2 separate regions of the Homo sapiens genome follow, and region 2 is linked to region 1. Evidence: read pairs that join two places in POLR2A ChIA-PET (ENCODE). Cell type or tissue: GM12878. All regions are shown on one strand. Links, peaks and the distances in the headings refer to the core of each region. The heading gives the core; the rest is flanking DNA.

Region 1 (4,397 bases), core at 264-4,263:
ATGGCATCCTAAGCTAAGACAGCGCGTCTCTAGTTTCCCACAGATTCATAAAGGTCCATACAAAAATGTTATAACTGTTAATAGTGTCCTGTCCTTGAATTTAACAGCAACCAACATATTGTTTGCATAGTTCTTGCACCATTTGGAAACAGTGACCTTTAGGTGTTGCAGGTAACTATTGGGAAATCCTTCAATTTGTTTAACATTTCCATATTTTGATTTGCATCTTGGGAGTTGCTTGGAATTTGGGATCCTCTTCTGTCTCTTGAGTTGAAATCAGAGGCTGCTTGCCGGGCAAGGTGGCTCACGCCTGTAATCCCAGCACTTTGGGAGGCCCAGGCAGACAGATCACCAGATGTCGGGAGTTAGAAACCAGCCTGGCCAACATGGCAAAACCCCGTCTCTACTAAAAATACAAAAATTAGTCGGGCGTGCTGGTGCATGCCTGTAATCCTAGCTGCTTGGGTGCTGAGTTAGGAGAATTGCTTGAATCCGGGAGGTGGAGGTTGCAGTGAGCCAAGATCGTGTCACTGCACTCCAGCCGGGGCAACAGAGCAAGACTCTGCCTCAAAAAAAAGAAAAAAGAAATCAGAGGCTGGGCATAGTGGCTCATGCCTATAAGCCCAGCACTTTGGGAGGCCAAGGCAGGTGGATCACTTGAGGCCAGGAGTTCAAGACCAGCCTGGGCAACATGGCAAAAGCCTATCTCTACTAGAGATACAAAAGATTAGCTGGACGTGATGGTGTGTGCCTGTAATCCCAGCTACTCAAGAGGCTGAGGCACAAGAGAATTGCTTGAACACAGGAGGTGGAGGTTGCAGTGAGCCAAGATCACGCCACTGCACTCCAACCTGGGGCAACAGAGTGAGACTCTGTCTCAAAAAAAAAAAAAAGAAATCAGAGATAATATAAATGCAGGTGTAAACTCATACACTTAATGGGCTATAAGTTTTGGAACTGGCTGTGATAATATAACAAAAGTAATAATGGGCTGTAAGTGGTATTAAATGTGGGATTAACTGGATATTTAATGATACCAAGGAATCATTAATTTTGTTTGGCTGTGATGTTTTATTATTAGAATGATGTTATGATTAAATTTTATTTTTGTCTGGATACAGTGGCTCACACCTGTAATCCCAGTGCTTTGGGAGGCCGAGGCAGATGGATCACTTGAGGCCAGGAGTTCCAGACCAGCCTGGCCAACACGGCGAAACCCCATCTCTACTAAAAATACAAAAAATTAGCCAGGCCTGGTGGTGCACGCTTGTAATCCCAGGTACTTGGGAGGCTAAGGCAGGAGGATCACTTGAACCCAGGGGAGGCTGCAGTGAGCTGAGATCGTGCCACTGCACTCCAGCTTGGGCAACAGAGCAAGACTCCATCTTAAAAAGAAGAAAGAAAGAACTTCTATTTTTTAAATGTTTTTTCCTTTCATTGAACTCCATTTATAGCCTTTCCATTCAGAGCATAAAGATTAAATTTTAAAACAAGGCTTGGCACCCTGGCTTATGCCTGTAATCCCAGCACTTTGTGAGGCCAAGGTGGGCGGATCACCTGAGCTCAGAAGTTTGAGTCCAGCCTGGCTAACATGGTGAAACCCCATCTCTAAAAGAGTACACAGTCCTAGAGCAGTGGTGTGCGCCTGTAGTCCTAGCTACCTGGGAGGCTGAACCAGGAGAATTGCTTGAGCCTGGGAGGCAGAGGTTGCAGTGAGCCAAGATCGCACCATTACACTCCAGCCTGGGTGACAGAGAGAGACCCTGTGCCCCTCAAAAAAATGTTTTTTTTAAACAAGAATCTCTCAGGCATACTGAAATGTTGAAGAGGAAATTATATTAATATCTGGGACTTGTTTCCAAATTTGGAATTGGGGCAGGGTGTAAATTGTTGGCAATATCAAAGAAACGAGGAGTTGGAATGATAATTGTAGAAGCTGCATGATAGATACACATTCTTTATACTTCTGTATATGTTGAAATTTTTTATCAAATTATAATTGTGTATAATGACTAATTATGCTTTCATTGTCTATTCTGTGTGGTTATGTTACTTGCTGAAATTAATACATAAAGAGTCTTCAACTTAAATGACTTATCAAGCATAAATATTAAAATACTGGATGTTACTACACATTTGACTCCACTTATGCATTTATTCATCAACTATTAAATGCTTTCATGTAGATTTCTCATTTAATCTCTGCAAGGTAGGTGTTACCCCTGGTTTTACAAATGAGAAAATGTAGATTCAAGATAAGTAATATGCAGGTCAAGAATAGCAAAATCGGTCGGGTGCGGTACCTCACGCCTGTAATCCCAACACTTTGAGAGGCCGAAGTGGGTGGATCACCTGAGGTCAGGAGTTCAATCCCAGCCTAGCCAATACAGTGAAACCCCATCTCTACTAAAAATACAAAAATTAGCCAGGCATGATGGCAGGTGCCTGTAATACCAACTACTCGGGGGGTTGAGGGAGGAGAATCGTTTGAACCCGGGAGGTGGAGGTTGCAGTGGCCCGAGATTGTGTCACTGCACTCCAGCCTGGGCGACAGAGCTAGACTCCATCTAAAAAAAATGAAAATAGCAAAATTACAACTTTTCCCCCATTTGGTCTTCCACCTGGAAACTCATGTTTTATTTCTACTGTTACCATGCTGCTTCTCAGACATGCCTGACTGTTTCTTCCCGTGCTGTTTTCCTTTAGGAGTGAAAGCTTGGCACAACATGTACAATAAAATTTAGGGAAGATTTTTGGGGTCTTTGTCCTCTTCTTTCCTGTTAAAGCAGCTAGAGTCAGTAGGCAGGACCTAAGGTGTACTACACCATAAGGAAGCCATGGAACGGTGAACTGGCAAAATTCTAGACCCAACTCATGAAATTTTGGTTCTTCAAGAATTTCTTTGACTGCTATTACCTGTATTTGTGTTGATTACTGTTCAATATACTGGGTCTCATCTCACTTTCAGAACATAAACGAAGAGCTTAATCCCAACGCACTTGTCTTTGTCCTCCTTCCTGTCTATGTGTTATGCATCTTCTCAATTAGAAGGCATGTCTGTACAGCTCAGCAGCTCAGGAGTAAATGCAAGGTACAAACATTCCCAACGCTGAGCAGCCACCCCAGCCATTCAGTCATTGCTTTCTCATTCTTCTCAAGGACATTCCAAGTTTGCAATATAGGGAAGCTTGAGACAACCCCTATGCCCAAACTGATTGTAATAGTGGAGCTTTATGAATTACGTATAGTATAGCAGAGGTTAACTAAATTCTCACCCTGAAGTGTGTGAAGAGACCAGATTTTGTAAGCACTTGTGGTTAGAGACCCAAGAAAGGATCCACCTATTGAGGTCTTAACATGGGTTCTATGTATTTATACTCACTTAATTCCTTCTAACTTGCCCCCACCTCAGAAAAAAAGACACCATACTTAGGCAAATCTAGACCCAACTATGCTTAAAGCAGTCCTTTGCTGACTAGCCCATAGAGTTGCTTATATGAGATAGACTTGCAGCTGTATGGTACACTTTCCCTGCCTCTAGCTTTCTGCATCTCCAGGCTAGAGAGAATTAATGACAACAAAAGTACAGACTCCAGTTTTACCCACAGAGATACCCTTTGACCAGACAAAAACACAGGATCGGCCTTGAGTGGTGGCTCATGCCTGTAATCCCAGCACTTTGGGAGGCTGAGGCAGGCGGATCACGAGGTCAGGAGTTAAAGACCAGCCTGGCCAACAGCGTGGAACCCCGTCTCTACTAAAAATACAAAAATTAGCTGGGCATGGTGGCGTGTGCCTGTAATCGCAGCTACTCGGGAGGCTGAGGCAGAATTGAACTGGGACCTGGGAGGCGAAGGTTGCAGTGAGCTGAGATTGCACCACTGCACTCCAGCCTCGGCTACAGAGCGAGACTCCATCTAGAAAAAAAAAAATCACTGAAGAAGCTATACTATTATTGATTCTGACTCAAATCAGAGGTCATTGAAAAAATTGATCAAATCAACTATGTAAAAATCAAAAACAGGCAGGGCACGGTGGCTCACGCCTGTAATCCCAGCACTTCGGGAGGCCGAGGTGGGCCGGATCATGAGATCAAGAGATTGAGACCATCCTGGCCAACACGGTGAAACCCCATCTCTACTAAAAATACAAAAAAAATTTGCTGGGTGTGGTGGTGTGCGCCTGTAGTCCCAGCTACTCAGGAGGCTGAGGCAGGAGAATCCCTCGAACCTGGGAGGCAGAGGTTGCAGTGAGCCAAGATCACACTACTGCACTCCAGCCTGGTGACAGAGTGACACTTGGTCTCAAAAAAGAAAAAAATCTGCATGACCCCCCCCTCCCCCCCGCAAAAAAAAAATAGACAAGTCAAAGGACAGATTAACAACCTAGGAAAAAAT
Region 2 (4,397 bases), core at 314-4,313, 120 kb after region 1:
ATTTCTATGAGGTTTGTAAAGTAGGCAAATGTATAGAGACAGAAAGTAGAATGGTGGTTGTCAGAGCTGGAGAAAGGGGAAATGGGGAGTTATTGTTCAGTAGGTACAGAGTTTCAGTTTTACAAGATGAAAAGAGTTCTGGAGATTGTTGGCACAGCAATATACTTAGTATCACTAACCAGTGCACCTAAAAATGGTTAAGATGGTAAATTTTATGTTATGTGTATTTCATCACAATTTTTTAAATACATAGGCTTTGTATAAGACATCTTTGCTGGGAGCGGTGGCTCACGCTTGTAATCCCAGGCAGGCAGATCACGAGGTCAGGAGATCGAGATCATCCTGGCTAACATGGTGAAACGCCGTCTCTACTAAAAATACAAAAAAAAAAATTAGCCGGGCGTGGTGGCAGGCACCTGTAGTTCCAGCTACTCGGGAGGCTGAGGCAGGAGAATGGCATGAACCAGGGAGGCGGAGCTTGCAGTGAGTCGAGATCGGGCCACTGCACTCCAGCCTGGGCAACAGAGTGAGACTCCATTTCAAAAAAAAAAAAAGGCTTCTTTGCCTTTGTTTTTCCTTCAGAGCTTGAGATACAATTTGCATACCATAAAATTCACCCATTTTTAGCATGCAGTTTAGTGATTTTTTTTTTTTTTTTTTTTTTTTTTTTTTTTTAGTAATTTAGTGTTGTGAAACCATTAATACAATCCAATTTTAGAACATTGCCGTCACACCAAAATGACCCCATGCCCAATTTAGTCTACCCTAAAGCCCAGGCAACACTGAGTCTACTCTGTCTCCATAGATCTGCCTTCTCTGGGATATATATACAGTCTTCCCTTGGTATCTGTAGATGACTGGTTCCACTACCTCCCTCTCATACCAAAATCTGAGGATGCTCAAGTCCCTTATATAAAATGGTATAGTGTTTGCATATAACCTATACACATCCTCCTATATACTTTAAATCATCTCTAGATTACATACCTAACACAATGTAAATGCTATGAAAGTAGATGTTATCCTGTATTGTTTAGGGGATAATAAAAGCCTGCACATGTTCAGTACACCCAGAGTTATTTTTTTCAAGTATTTTCAATCTGTGGATGGTTGAATTCACAGATGCAGAACCGATGAATACAGAGGACTGACTCCATATCCAATCTAAATCTATGTGAATTTAACATGTTAAATTTTTGTTAGGTCATTCTGCTGTATTTTGCCATTAAAAAAATCTGAGACCAGCCTTGGCAACATAGCAAGACCCCATTTCTCCACAGAAAGAGGGGGAAAAAAGGGTATGGTTGCTCCTGCCTGTAATTCCAGCACTTTGGGAGGCTGAGGCAGGTGGATCGCTTGAGCCCCAGGAGTTCAAGACCAGCCTGGGCAACATGGCAAAACCCTGTCTCTAGAAAAAAATATTAAAAAATTAGCTGGGTTTGGTGGCGCCTGCCTGTAGTCCCAGCTAGTTGAGAGGCTGAGGTGGGAGGATCACCTGATCCTGGGAAGGTCAAGGATACAGTGAGCCATGATCATGCTACTGCATTCCAGCCTGGGCAACAAGGGTGAGACCCTGTCTCAAACAAAAGGGGAAAAAATGACATAAAATATATTAAGGCTAGAATGACTGACTGAATTCACAGTTTTCTTATTTTTGACTGCAACAGTTAAAGAGCCACAGCAACAACAAACCCATTGATATTTATACAAAAAAAGTTCATTAACTACAGAAGTCAAATAATTTATACAATTTATTTGTTTAGATCTAAGATTAACTAAACATAACACATAACCCATTAAAACCATGTTGTGTAAGAATGATACAATGGACTTTGGGGACTTGGGGGCAAGAGATAAAAGACTACAAATAGGGTGCAGTGTATACTGCTCAGGTGATGGGTGCACTAAAATCTCACAAATCACCACTAAAGAACTTACTAATGGCCGGGTGCGGTGGTTCACACCTGTAATCCCAACACTTTGGGAGGCTGAAGTGGGAGGATCATTTGAGTTCAGGAGTTCGAGACCAGCCTGGCCAACATGATGAAATTCTGTCTCAACAAAAAGTAGCCGGGTGTGGTGGCGTGTGCCTGTAGTCCCAGCTACTTGGGAGGCTGAGGCAGGAGAACCGCTTGAACCCAGGAGGCAGAGGTTGCAGTGAGCCTAGATCACGCTACTGCACTCCAGCCTGGGCAACAGAGCAAGACTCCATCTGGGGAAAAAAAAAAAACAACTTATTAATGTAACCAAATATCACCTGTACCCCAATAACCTATGGAAAAATAAAAACAGAAAAAAACACGTTTTATTAAAGTTCTTCTAAGAACGAAAAATAAAATTTCTTAAGATGTGTAAGCCTTACAAAAATTAAGAACTTAAGCCTTAGTCAAACAGCAGTGCTCCAAAAGTGAAACCCAAAGGAGCTGAAAATGAGTTAACAATAAGAGAAAATGAAGAGAGAGAGAGAGAGAGAGACACACACACATGCCTTCTCTTCTTCTGACATCCTTCTGTTCCTTTTAAAGAGAAAGAGTAGGGATTAGATGACTGGAACCACAAAGTGAAGACTAAAAAATAGAAAGTGAAAATTGAGGTTTGCAGTTACTCCCACTGGTCCTGACATTCTAAGCAGGGCTTCACACCAGCTACAGCCAAGGTCTTTGGCAACATTGAAAGGAAAACTAAAGTGTCTTTGTTGGCCACCCACCATCTTGCCCCATCTCTGCCCTTCAGGAAGCAAGGGTACTCAATATATCTTCTGGCTGTCTTAAATCTCATACTGTATGATCCACTCTACACTCATTCTGTGTAAAATGCCACAGACAACTAAGTATTGATGAAATAGCATTTTAAAGTAATTCTCACGCATTAAGAAGGCTCAATAAAACTTACTGTATTTGCTGAGCAACTACTATGTCTCTAGCACTGTGCTAAATGCTTGAGGGCAGTGTTTTTAAAATCCCTAAGGTCATAATCAGTATAAGTATAAGCCTAGGTGTGGTGGCACAAGCCTGCAGACCCAGCTACTTGTGAGAGTGAGGCAAGAGAATCATTTGTGCCAAGGGTTCAAGAACAGCCTCGGCAATGTAGTGAAACCCCATCTCTAAACTTTTTTTAAATGACATTTGCAAACATTTTCTCCCAATATGTGGCTTATCTTTTCGTTTTCTTGATGGAGTTTCTTGAAGCACAGAAGTTTTTGTGGAAGTCCATTCTGTCATATTTTTCACATGTGGATTGTGCTGTTGGTATTGTATCTAAGGAACATTTTTTCTGACCCAAAGTCCTAAAGTAATGAAGATGTTTTCTTCTTAAGGTTTCAGTTTTGGTGCTTAGATCTATGATCCATTTCAAGTTAATTTTTATATACAGTGTGGTAAGGATCTAAATCCATCTTTTTGCATGTGGATATTTAGTTGTGCCATTTGCCTTCATTTTGACAGAATTTTTTTCCAGCACACATATTCTATTTATTACATGTTTGTATTCAACAGAATTTGTCACCAGGCAGGAGTACAGTGGCATGATCATAGCTCACCTGACCACCTGGGCTCAAGCCTTGACCACTTGCCTCAAGCGATCCTCCCACCTCGGCTTCCTGAGTAGCTAGGACCACAGGTGCATGCCATCACATCAAGGTTGGCTTTTTTTTTTTTTTTTTTTTTTTTTTTTTGGAGATGGAGTCTCGCTCTGCCACCCAGGCGGGAGTGCAGTGACACAAACTCAGCTCACTGCAACCTCCGCCTCCCAGGTTCAAGCAATTCTCCTGCCACAGTCTCCCAAGTAGCTGGAATTATAGGTGCATACCACCATGGCTGGCTAATTTTTGGATTTTTTTTTTTTTAGTAGAGATGGGGTTTCACCATGTTGCCCAGGCTGGTCTCGAACTCCTGACCTCAGGTGATCCACCTGCCTCGGCCTCCCAAAGCGCTGGGATTACAGGCGTGAGCCACTGTGCCCGGCCAAACCTGGCTAATTTTAAAAATTTTTTTATAGAGACGGGGTCTGTGTTGCCCAGGCCGATCTCAAAACTCCTGGGCTCAAGAGATCCTCCTGTCTTGGCCTCGCAAAGTGCTGGATTACAGGCATGAGCCACCCTGCCTGGCCTAGAATGTATGTATCTTAAGACATGAAGAATATAAAAATAGAAATGGGTGGTTCATCAGGCGTTTTTGTTTTCTATTAATTTTTTAAAGGAAGTGGAAGTATCACATTCAATTATATTGAGGTTGATGCCTCAATATATTGGCTTGTTTTTACTTATATAACATTTCATCAGTATTTTGTGGGATGAATGAATATAGAAGAAGAAATGTTAGGAGAGCAAGATGACTTTAGGTAGATTTAGAATAAGCCAAGATAATGAAGTTTTGTAGCCTTTCTTGTGAATATTCATT

Evidence for each region. Peaks named below come from ENCODE experiments on the same cell type or tissue, not always from the same donor. Only the 100,000 strongest peaks of a DNase experiment are listed, where the experiment ranks them.
Region 2: POLR2A ChIA-PET joins it to region 1 with 8 read pairs; 3 of 35 experiments call an interaction of 5 or more read pairs at or near these places.

The regions. Positions count from the first base shown.
Region 1 is chr15:50,369,211-50,373,607 of GRCh38, forward strand. No RefSeq gene overlaps it. Among named protein-coding and RNA genes, the nearest start is that of MIR4712, 11 kb to the left of the region's middle. In GM12878, for the core only: no CTCF peak of the experiment used is centred there; no DNase peak of the experiment used is centred there.
Region 2 is chr15:50,484,909-50,489,305 of GRCh38, forward strand. The region is part of intron 12 of USP8 (ubiquitin specific peptidase 8); the gene reads left to right. Among named protein-coding and RNA genes, the nearest start is that of USP50, 60 kb to the right of the region's middle. In GM12878, for the core only: no CTCF peak of the experiment used is centred there; a DNase peak (open chromatin) is centred at 2,603; H3K27ac peaks cover 511 bases.